Regions from separate parts of the Homo sapiens genome. Here region 2 is linked to region 1. The links are chromatin loops, found by intact Hi-C in ENCODE. Cell type or tissue: PC-3. All regions are shown on one strand. Links, peaks and the distances in the headings refer to the core of each region. The heading gives the core; the rest is flanking DNA.

The links. A loop is a pair of places that touch in the nucleus more often than their neighbours do. Peaks named below come from ENCODE experiments on the same cell type or tissue, not always from the same donor. Only the 100,000 strongest peaks of a DNase experiment are listed, where the experiment ranks them.
Region 2: a loop joins it to region 1, with 8 times the contacts of the local background. A loop is called at or near these places in 3 of 110 quality-filtered maps.

Annotation. Positions count from the first base shown.
Region 1 is chr7:148,082,080-148,086,689 of GRCh38, forward strand. The region is part of intron 15 of CNTNAP2 (contactin associated protein 2); the gene reads left to right. Among named protein-coding and RNA genes, the nearest start is that of C7orf33, 510 kb to the right of the region's middle. In PC-3, for the core only: a CTCF peak has its summit at 2,155 (motif pointing left); a DNase peak (open chromatin) is centred at 2,172.
Region 2 is chr7:146,117,193-146,121,356 of GRCh38, forward strand. All of the region lies in intron 1 of CNTNAP2 (contactin associated protein 2), which reads left to right. Among named protein-coding and RNA genes, the nearest start is that of CNTNAP2, 2.5 kb to the left of the region's middle. In PC-3, for the core only: a CTCF peak has its summit at 1,975; no DNase peak of the experiment used is centred there; H3K27me3 peaks cover 336 bases.

The DNA of each region.
Region 1 (4,610 bases), core at 989-3,488:
GGGATTACAGGTGGGAGTCATCAGGCCGGCTTTTAAAGAAGGGCATTGCAGTAGGAATAGAATGAAAGGAAGAGATGAATGAATGGAAGAGATATATGAGCCATTTCAAAATAAGAATCACAACAGTGGAACTGAGTGGCTGTGGATAAAAGCTAAAAGGGTTAAGTCAGGGTTGGGACCAACAGAACTAGAACAATACTTGTATTTTGGCCCAGATGACAAGGGCTGAAGGGCATCCAGTGAACACCCAGAAACTGAGGACGCTAGACTGAAGCCCAGGGGAAAATCCAAGCTAGTGAGGTTTTTCTCTTATGAGTTATGGGAGGAGCAACTTGGAGGGAACACTTATTGATTGCATCTCTTGTAATATCCACAGCAAAGGCATATGAGGCGAGGCTAGGGAAGGAGATAGAGGAGGAGTGTGGTCAGAGACGCAAAAGGCATCAAATAAAGCTGATGTGGAAGAGAACCAGGACGCTCATTGTGGTATGAAAGTCAAGAGAGAGAGCTTCAGGGAGGTGGGGGATTCGCAGGTTTAAGGAGAAAGCAAAGAGAATGAGGACCAAGGAAAGGCCATTGGATTTGAAGTTTGAGATTTTCTTTCTTTTTTTTTGTTTTGTGACAGAGTCTCACTCTGTCACCAGCGTGGAGTGCAATGGCACCATCTCAGCTTATTGCAACCTCCACCTCCTGCGTTCAAGCAATTCTCCTGCCTCAGCCTCCCAAATAGCTGGGACTACAGGTGTGTGCCACCACGCCCAGCTAATTTTTGTATTTTTAGTAGAGATGAGGTTTCACCATGTTGGCCAGGCTGGTGTCGATCTCTTGACCTCGTGATCCACCTGCCTCTGCCTCCCAAAGTGCTGAGATTACAGGCGTGACCCACTGCACCCGGCCTGAACTTTGGGATTCTCTTGGTGGTTGTAGAGAATGCACTTCATTAGCTTTAGATTCTGGGACAGTCACATTATAAAAGACAAGGGGAAATAAAGAGGGTATACAGGACACTGGTGTATACTGTCCACTCCAGATCAGTGGATGAAGAGGATCTGCACCCTAAGGGGACAGCAGATTTATCCCATTGCTTTGTTGTGTTGCTTTGTCGAGATGGGAGATACCTGAAAGCAGAAGGAAAGCAACATAGGAAGACGCTCAAAAATAATGATTTTCTTAAATGCACATGATAATTTATGGCTGACACTGACATTTTCTCAGTTACCTTTCATAATAACATTAGAGAAATGACATAAGGTTGCAGAGTGGGGGGCAGTGGGTTTCTTCTGACTCCACTTCGGTTCCCTTCATAGCATGAACACATTTGTAAGGGAGAAAACGAGGCAGGAATGATGCACATTCCGAGGGTGGGAGTGAAGAATTAGGAGTCACAGGTAGGTTAGCATGTGGAAGAGAAGGTGACTGAAACCAGAGGCAGAGAGGAGAAAGTGGACTGAGATTTACATGTTTTACTCCCTGAAGAGACTAGCAGTCCCTATTTCCACCAAGGGCAGAAACATTCAAACATTCTGCATACCTTTCCTTTTATGCATGAAATAAAATACTGGCATTTGAAGGAAGAGGTTGATAATGTTTATTTCTTAGAACATTCAAGCTTGGCAGTTATGTGACTTATCTCTAGAGCCTCTCAGAAGTCTCTGGGGACGCAGGAGTCTTTGGAGACTCACACTTTCTGCAAAAGTGCAGAAAGAAATACAATTACTTAATGAATACCTACTGTGTACTCAGCAAATCCTTTATCTGTCACTTGTGTTAATTTCTAGAAATTACATAACTAAGAGTCTCCATGAATTGCACTTGTTTTCTTAAGAGGGAAAGAGAAAAAAATACCTTCTTTCCTTACCATTTAAGCCAGTGCTTTTTAAACCAGGATCTGACACTCCGTAGGTGACCATAGATGTAGTATCACAGATCCGTCTGTTTCCAAAATGTTACATTCTGATTTTAAGATCCCCTGAAAGTTGAAATTTCTCTTTTGCTGCAACAACTCACACTTGAGAAAAATTTTCACAGGAGACTTTATTTTCTTAAAGCAGAGTTTGTTAATATGAATTCTCACAGGACTGTGGCAATTCATTTTTCTTTTAATGCGTTCATTACTCTAGACCAAGACATCAATTTTTGTGCAAACCTTGTTTCCTGCTGCCACCTGGTGGAAGCCACATAAGAGTTTTACAGAGGCTTTGGTGGTGCTAGGAGAGGGGCCAGGGCTCTTCCTCAGTCACAGAATCCCACACAGTGATCAAAGAGCAGATCTTTCTATTAAACTCCCTGGCAGCAAAACAGTAGAGGCTTGGCTCTCTGCCCCGGGACTGTGCAGAATGTCACAGGTCGGAAGCCCAGAGCATTTTTCTCTTCTTTTATCTTTAGACTCTTGTGGCTCTCAGACCTTGAATATAATTCTTTGCTGAAAATTCTTTAAAATCATTATCTTTTCTTTCTTCCTTTTTTCTTTCTTTCTTTTTTCTTTCCTCTTTTTTGCTATGCTAGACAGGAAGAAAGAAGGGAATGGCATTTTAATGTAAAGAAGATTGCACTGAAATTATATTACTTGCTTAATTGTATTAATTCACTGCAATAACAATTTAATAATATGACAGGTCATTTACATGCTAATCATTTGGGTCTCTTGTCCAGAGAAATCATGAGGAAGGGCTGGGAAGTGCTCTTATTATGATCAAAATAATCCACACTCTCCTAGAGGAGTGCATAGGTATAGAACTGACATTGTTTGTTTAATAAAGTTTCATTCAAGGCAATTTGGCTGGTTCTTTTATCAAGTGTAATGGGAAAACAAGCCAGTCCTGATGTTAAACACTCCAATGATCCCTCAAGCTTTTTATTCTGTAATAAGTTTTACAGCATTATGTGTTACCCACGACAGTCATTTAGTCGGTCAATTTCAGGCTAGTGATAAAAGTTTGAGTAATGGGAAAGCTGTGTTGATGTTCCATATTCTTTGTGAGATGTCTATGAATTAATGCTCCCAGGTACACACTCAATTTATATTTAACAGCCATTACTAAATGTAATATCTAAGTAAAACCCAGTTATGACCTATATATATGGAAAACTAATTAAAGCTGTTGGAAACAACCTATTTCCCTTTGGATTATTTATGTAAATACATCGAGGTCTAAAAATTCAGTACAAGTCAGATGTGTTCCTGCCTAGGGCTATTATATAAAGCTCAGAAAATTTTATGAGAAAAATGATGATTCTTAAGGATTGAGCTTCAAATGTGAATTTTTCTATTTTATAAGGATATAGCTTGGGTTGTTAAGCATCAACATAGCTTTTCAAAATAGTTTTTTATTCTCACAAGTTTAAAGGCCTTGTAAAATCTCTTCTATTAAATATACATATATACATACATATTACATATACACCAATTGACTAACCCCTCTAAGTGCTGTATCTGAACTAATTTTAAAAGAATACCCGTGTTTTTCAGCTCCCAAATTGAAAAGATTATTAGTTAGTACCGTGATTTCTGAACTTTTAATCAAATTTTCATTCATTTTATAATTTTGAAATTTTGACAATCTGAGAATCTTCTATGATTAAATATATTCTTTCTTCCTTTCTTTTTTCTCTTTCCCTTCCTTCCTTCCTTCCTTCCTTCCTTCCCTCCTTCCTTCCTGTCAGTCTGTCTTGCTCTGTTGCCCAGGCTGGAGTGCAGTGGCATGAACATGGCACACTTCAGCCTCGAACTCCTGGGTGATCCTCCCACCTTGGCCTCCCAAGTGTTGGGATAGCAGGTGTGAGCCACCAAGCCTGGCCTTATAACCAATTAAATGAAGGAAATGATACTATGACACAGACAACCATTTTTCAATCAAGTTATTCTGCCATATTAAATTTTCAGTCACCTTTCTATTGCATTTATTGAATTTCTACTTTTTACCAGTTCTAAGCCTAGATCTGTCTCTCTTAAATTATTAAATGTCTTATTTTCTTATGAAACAACCTTCAGATGTAATACACAGAAGAAAAAGGAGTCTCAGGAAGTTTAGTTTGCCCAACTAGAAATTGAGCACAATTACTTGGTGTGTTGAGGGGGATTTGAAACTATGTCCTTATGATAATTGATAGTTATGATAATTGATGACAAAGGGGTTTTAGAAAGACCTCTTTTGCTTTTAGAAACACTTCTCTTTGCACTTTCTTTAATGCCCATTTTTTAGTTTTATGAATTAAATAATATACATTTATTTAAACAAAAGTATCAACATTTCTCAAGTATCTATAGGTTACTTATCTACTCAATGCAACTAACAATCAAAAACTAGTGCTCCAACAAATTAAATTTTCCAAACACTGAAATATTGATCACAATGTCTCTAAGCATTTCATTGAAATAAAAATTTTGATGTATCTAATTTTCCTAAATATTTTAAATGCATTTCAATATGCAAAACTCTCACAAAATTGTTGTAAATACAAAGGTAATCAGTATTTTTAGATTAAAATCAGTTATAAATGTGCTAATATAGTGAATGTGACCCTTGTCCGGACTCACATTTTTCTTCTTAGTCTTTTCCTGGGTTATATTCTTAACATATCAGCTATTTTTCTATTTTTATAGCTTCTTA
Region 2 (4,164 bases), core at 748-3,247, 2.0 Mb before region 1:
GTTGTTCCTGGTCTTGGTGATCGGTTGGCAAGAGCTTGGCTAGAGAGACTGATGTAGATGGCAGCTTCTTAGGAGTTGTTTGTGCAGGGAGAGTTAACTGCATTTGGCTTAGGTAGGTCAGTGAATGAAAAGTGAAGACCATGGCAAAACCAAGTTTCTTATTTTTATTTATGGTTATAACTTAATGAGCACGGGGTTGAGGTTAACAAGAGGAGCATGTTTTAAACAGTTTGGGCACCTATAGGGTCTCTTTAACCTCTCCCGTTCCCTTAAAAAGTTAATGCCCATTTAGTACTTGCTTATTAAAATGGAAGGCAGCGAAATTGTAACTGAAATTGCTTTAATTCTTTGATACTTTGATATCATGGATATGACTGATGCAGTACGGTACTTGGGACACTCAGTGCAAAGCGTCGTTAATGTAGTAATAAACAGATTCTTAATAGGGTTTTCAGGAAAATAATTATATTCAATATGTATATCTCTGCATTTTAATCAACTGTGTGTGTGTGTTTGTGTGTGTGTGTGTTTAAGACTGCCCCTGTTTTCATGAGGTTTAGAAAGAAATGGAAGATTCTGGCCCATTTTCTGCATTCCTTTAGAAGTGCATACTGTGCATGTAGAGAGGAAATGCATGATTGTTCCTTTGGTTCAGAAAGAGTTAAACACTAGAAAGACTGCCTATAGGAATCTTAGGATAATATTCATAAGCGCATACTAGTTTCTGAGAATGAGTAAGTTGATAAAGAATTATCGTGGAGATTTCAGAGTTTAAAAGGAAGATTTTTTTGTCCATTTAGGAAAAGAAAAGTTTAATATTTTCCAGAATTCGTCATATGCGAAGTAGTCTTTGTTTCTAAGATTTTGGGATGTATTAATGCATCTTTGTTAATAATGATCTTATTGTAGTGGTAAATATCAACAGGAATAGCATTGAAAAAGGACATTATAAGTTGTAATAAGGAATCTACTATATAATATCCGGTTATGAGCCAGTATTACTGTTTTGACATATCTTCCTAAGTACAGTATTAGCTTTTCTTTTCCCACAATGTGTAAAGATAAGGAGATAAACTAACTGGCAATCTAAGTTTGTAATGAACTTGAAAACATTGTATAGCATTTTTTATAACACAAGTTAAATCACAAAGAGTTAAATATTGTTAATATTTATGTCAATTTTATAAATTTAAACAAATTTTGGGGATATAATGCTTGCTGTTGATATTTACACAAATATGTAACTCTATCACTGGGAAACTAGTTTGATGAAATTTCTGTTTCCATTTCAAGGTCTGGTTGTATAGAATTTCCTGCCACTTTTCCTGGAAAATAAACTCCTCATATATTAAATTTATTATATTCACTGATTGAAGGTCCTCATATCCAGGGTTTTTCCTGGGTTCTGTGTTCCATCATTCTGTATACTTTAATTTTGATGGGTCCATCTGAAACATCTGCCATGAGTAGCAAATGGAACACTGGCAGCCCTTGGGTTAATGCATTTTAAGATAAAAAAGTTGTTATTTCATAAATATTTTCTGAGTTTTCAACTTTATAGTTAGAATTTGAAGACAGAGAACATAGAAACAATTACTTTTAAGATGGTTAATAGTTATGGCCATTAAGATTTTTTATTAACTTGGCTTTCATTCTCTATTGTTTAAAAATGTGTAATGGCTTAATTAAGGTGGCTTTTTATTTCGTTTGAATTTAAACTGTGTGACCAAAATGCAAAGTTGCCCTATATCCTGGAAATGAATTAAATAATAAGGATGCTACAGAACTTTATTGATTAGAATGAGTTTCATGGATTCAGTACTTTAAATATCAACTGTACTTTACATTAATGAACATTTTTATTTACATTATATATAGCTCTGAAGAAAAGTATGATAGTTATATTCTTAATATAAAACATTCAAAGGAGAAAAAGATGGAAACTACATGAATCTAAGATAATGAGCAACTCAACCAGGAGAGGTCATCACAAGACAAAAAGTAGCATGAAAATCTAAAACTATCATTTTTCTTTGGTACACATTTTTAAAATGTGATGAGTATGCTAAAACTTTCTGTTCCTAAATACCTTTTTAATATGAGGGACAGAAGATGTTTATTTCACAACAACTGCATTTCAAATATGTATTTGCTTATGACTTATTTCTTTTTCTCTGTCGACAGACATATAAAAACTGTTAATACTATGTGTTGTACAAGCAGACTAGAATAAACTTGAAAACAAAGCTCATCACTATGGTTATGTAAAAATATAATCTAATTTCTTTGCAGATAGCGAAAATGAACTGCTGCTGAGCTGATGTAACAAATCGTGTATCTTCCCTTCCTGTAAATGTAGATACACGGGACACACGTGGGAAGTTTAAAGAAAATATTTCACTCTTAGGGAGTTGCATTTATTTGAACATATTATAAAGACCTTGATGGTGCAGTTCTAAATGATGAGGAGATTAAGCTAGCGCTTAATAAATTCACTTTTTAGAGTTAACTGAATTTTCACTTAAATAAATGATCTCTCATAAAGGCCAATTTACATCATTTAGTAGAACTATTAACCTATAATTTCATTGACCAACACATTTGGGAAATGTGTTTTGAATTAATTCACATATTCTCTAACAAATACGATTTTATACGTGTATATATACACACACATGAATATATATGTGTATAAATATATATGTATTTGTTCATATGTTTTATAAAAACATTTGAATACATGTTATAAAGTACATAGATACATATTTAATATAGCACATATATTAAGTATTATATGTAAAAATGTGTATATTTATATATTTTCTAAAACACCATTCAAGGAATTTAAGTTGTTTACAAGTTTATAGAAAGGTCTTTTTCCAGTGCAATTATTTTAAGTAACTAACGCAACAATATTAAGCAATAGTATATTAGTCTATTTTCTCTTCCTCAATTCATATACTTCTCCCAAAATGGTGTATTTTAAATGTAAAATATGTAAATGCATATAAAAGCAAATACTGCTGGTTTATAGAGACCTTGAACATAATAATGAACTTGTCTTAATGAAAACAATTTAAACTTAAAAGGAGCTTTAGGCAAGCAAAATTCATTGGTTGATAAAGCATAGCACATTATTTGCTTAATGCAACTAATAATTATTAACTAATTGGAGAGAAATGTATAATCTCGATTTTATTATAGGCACGGATATTCAGGAAGTAAGAATCATTGTTCAAATTTTACTCTTTACCATCAATATATGGCAAAATTGGGCAAAAAAATTAATCCACAAATTTAATTTAGGTCTTATTAACCTTTATGCAGTTATAAACCTACAACGTATCATTTTAGATGATATCAAAGTTGTTTGGTGCATATCATATTTTAAATCTTACAGTTATGTGCCCCATAATGACATTTCAGTTCAATGATGGACCACGTGTATGTTGGTGGTTCCATAAAATTATAATGGAGCTGTCATATATAGGTGTGCCATTTTTCATCTTGTATATTATATTTTTACTGTATCTTTTCCATGTTTAAGTATGATGAGATACACAAAGAGGCATTGTGTTATAATTGCCTATAGTATTCAGTGTAATAACATGCAGTACAGGTTTGTAGCCCAGAAGCAACAACCCATACCAAATAGTCTATGCTATGTGTGTAGTAGGCTACACTGTCTAGGTTTGTGAGTGTGTACTCTATGATGTTGGCACAAAGACAAAATTGCCTAAGGATACATTTCTCAAAATATATCCTTATTGTTAGGAAATGCATGATGATATATGTTTTTTGTCTATTTTAAGTGGGAAAACCTTTCAAGTTCTATAATTTCTTTGAGATTTAATTCACTGTTCCTTATTAGTAAATTCTTCTAGACAAAAACTTACTCAAATGTCTTAAAGTTTACATAAAGCTTCCTTTTTTTTTTTTTTTTTTTTTTTTTTTGAGACGGAGTCTTGCTCTGTCGCCCAGGCTGGAGTGCAGTGGCCCGATCTCAGTTCACTGCAAGCTCCGCCTCCTGGGTTCACGCCATTCTCCTGCCTCAGCCTCCCGAGTAGCTGGGACTACAGGCGCCCACCACCATGCCCGGCTAATTTTTAGTCTTGTGAATCTTTTTTATGATTGAAAGAGAAGAAATGTGACATGTCTACACAT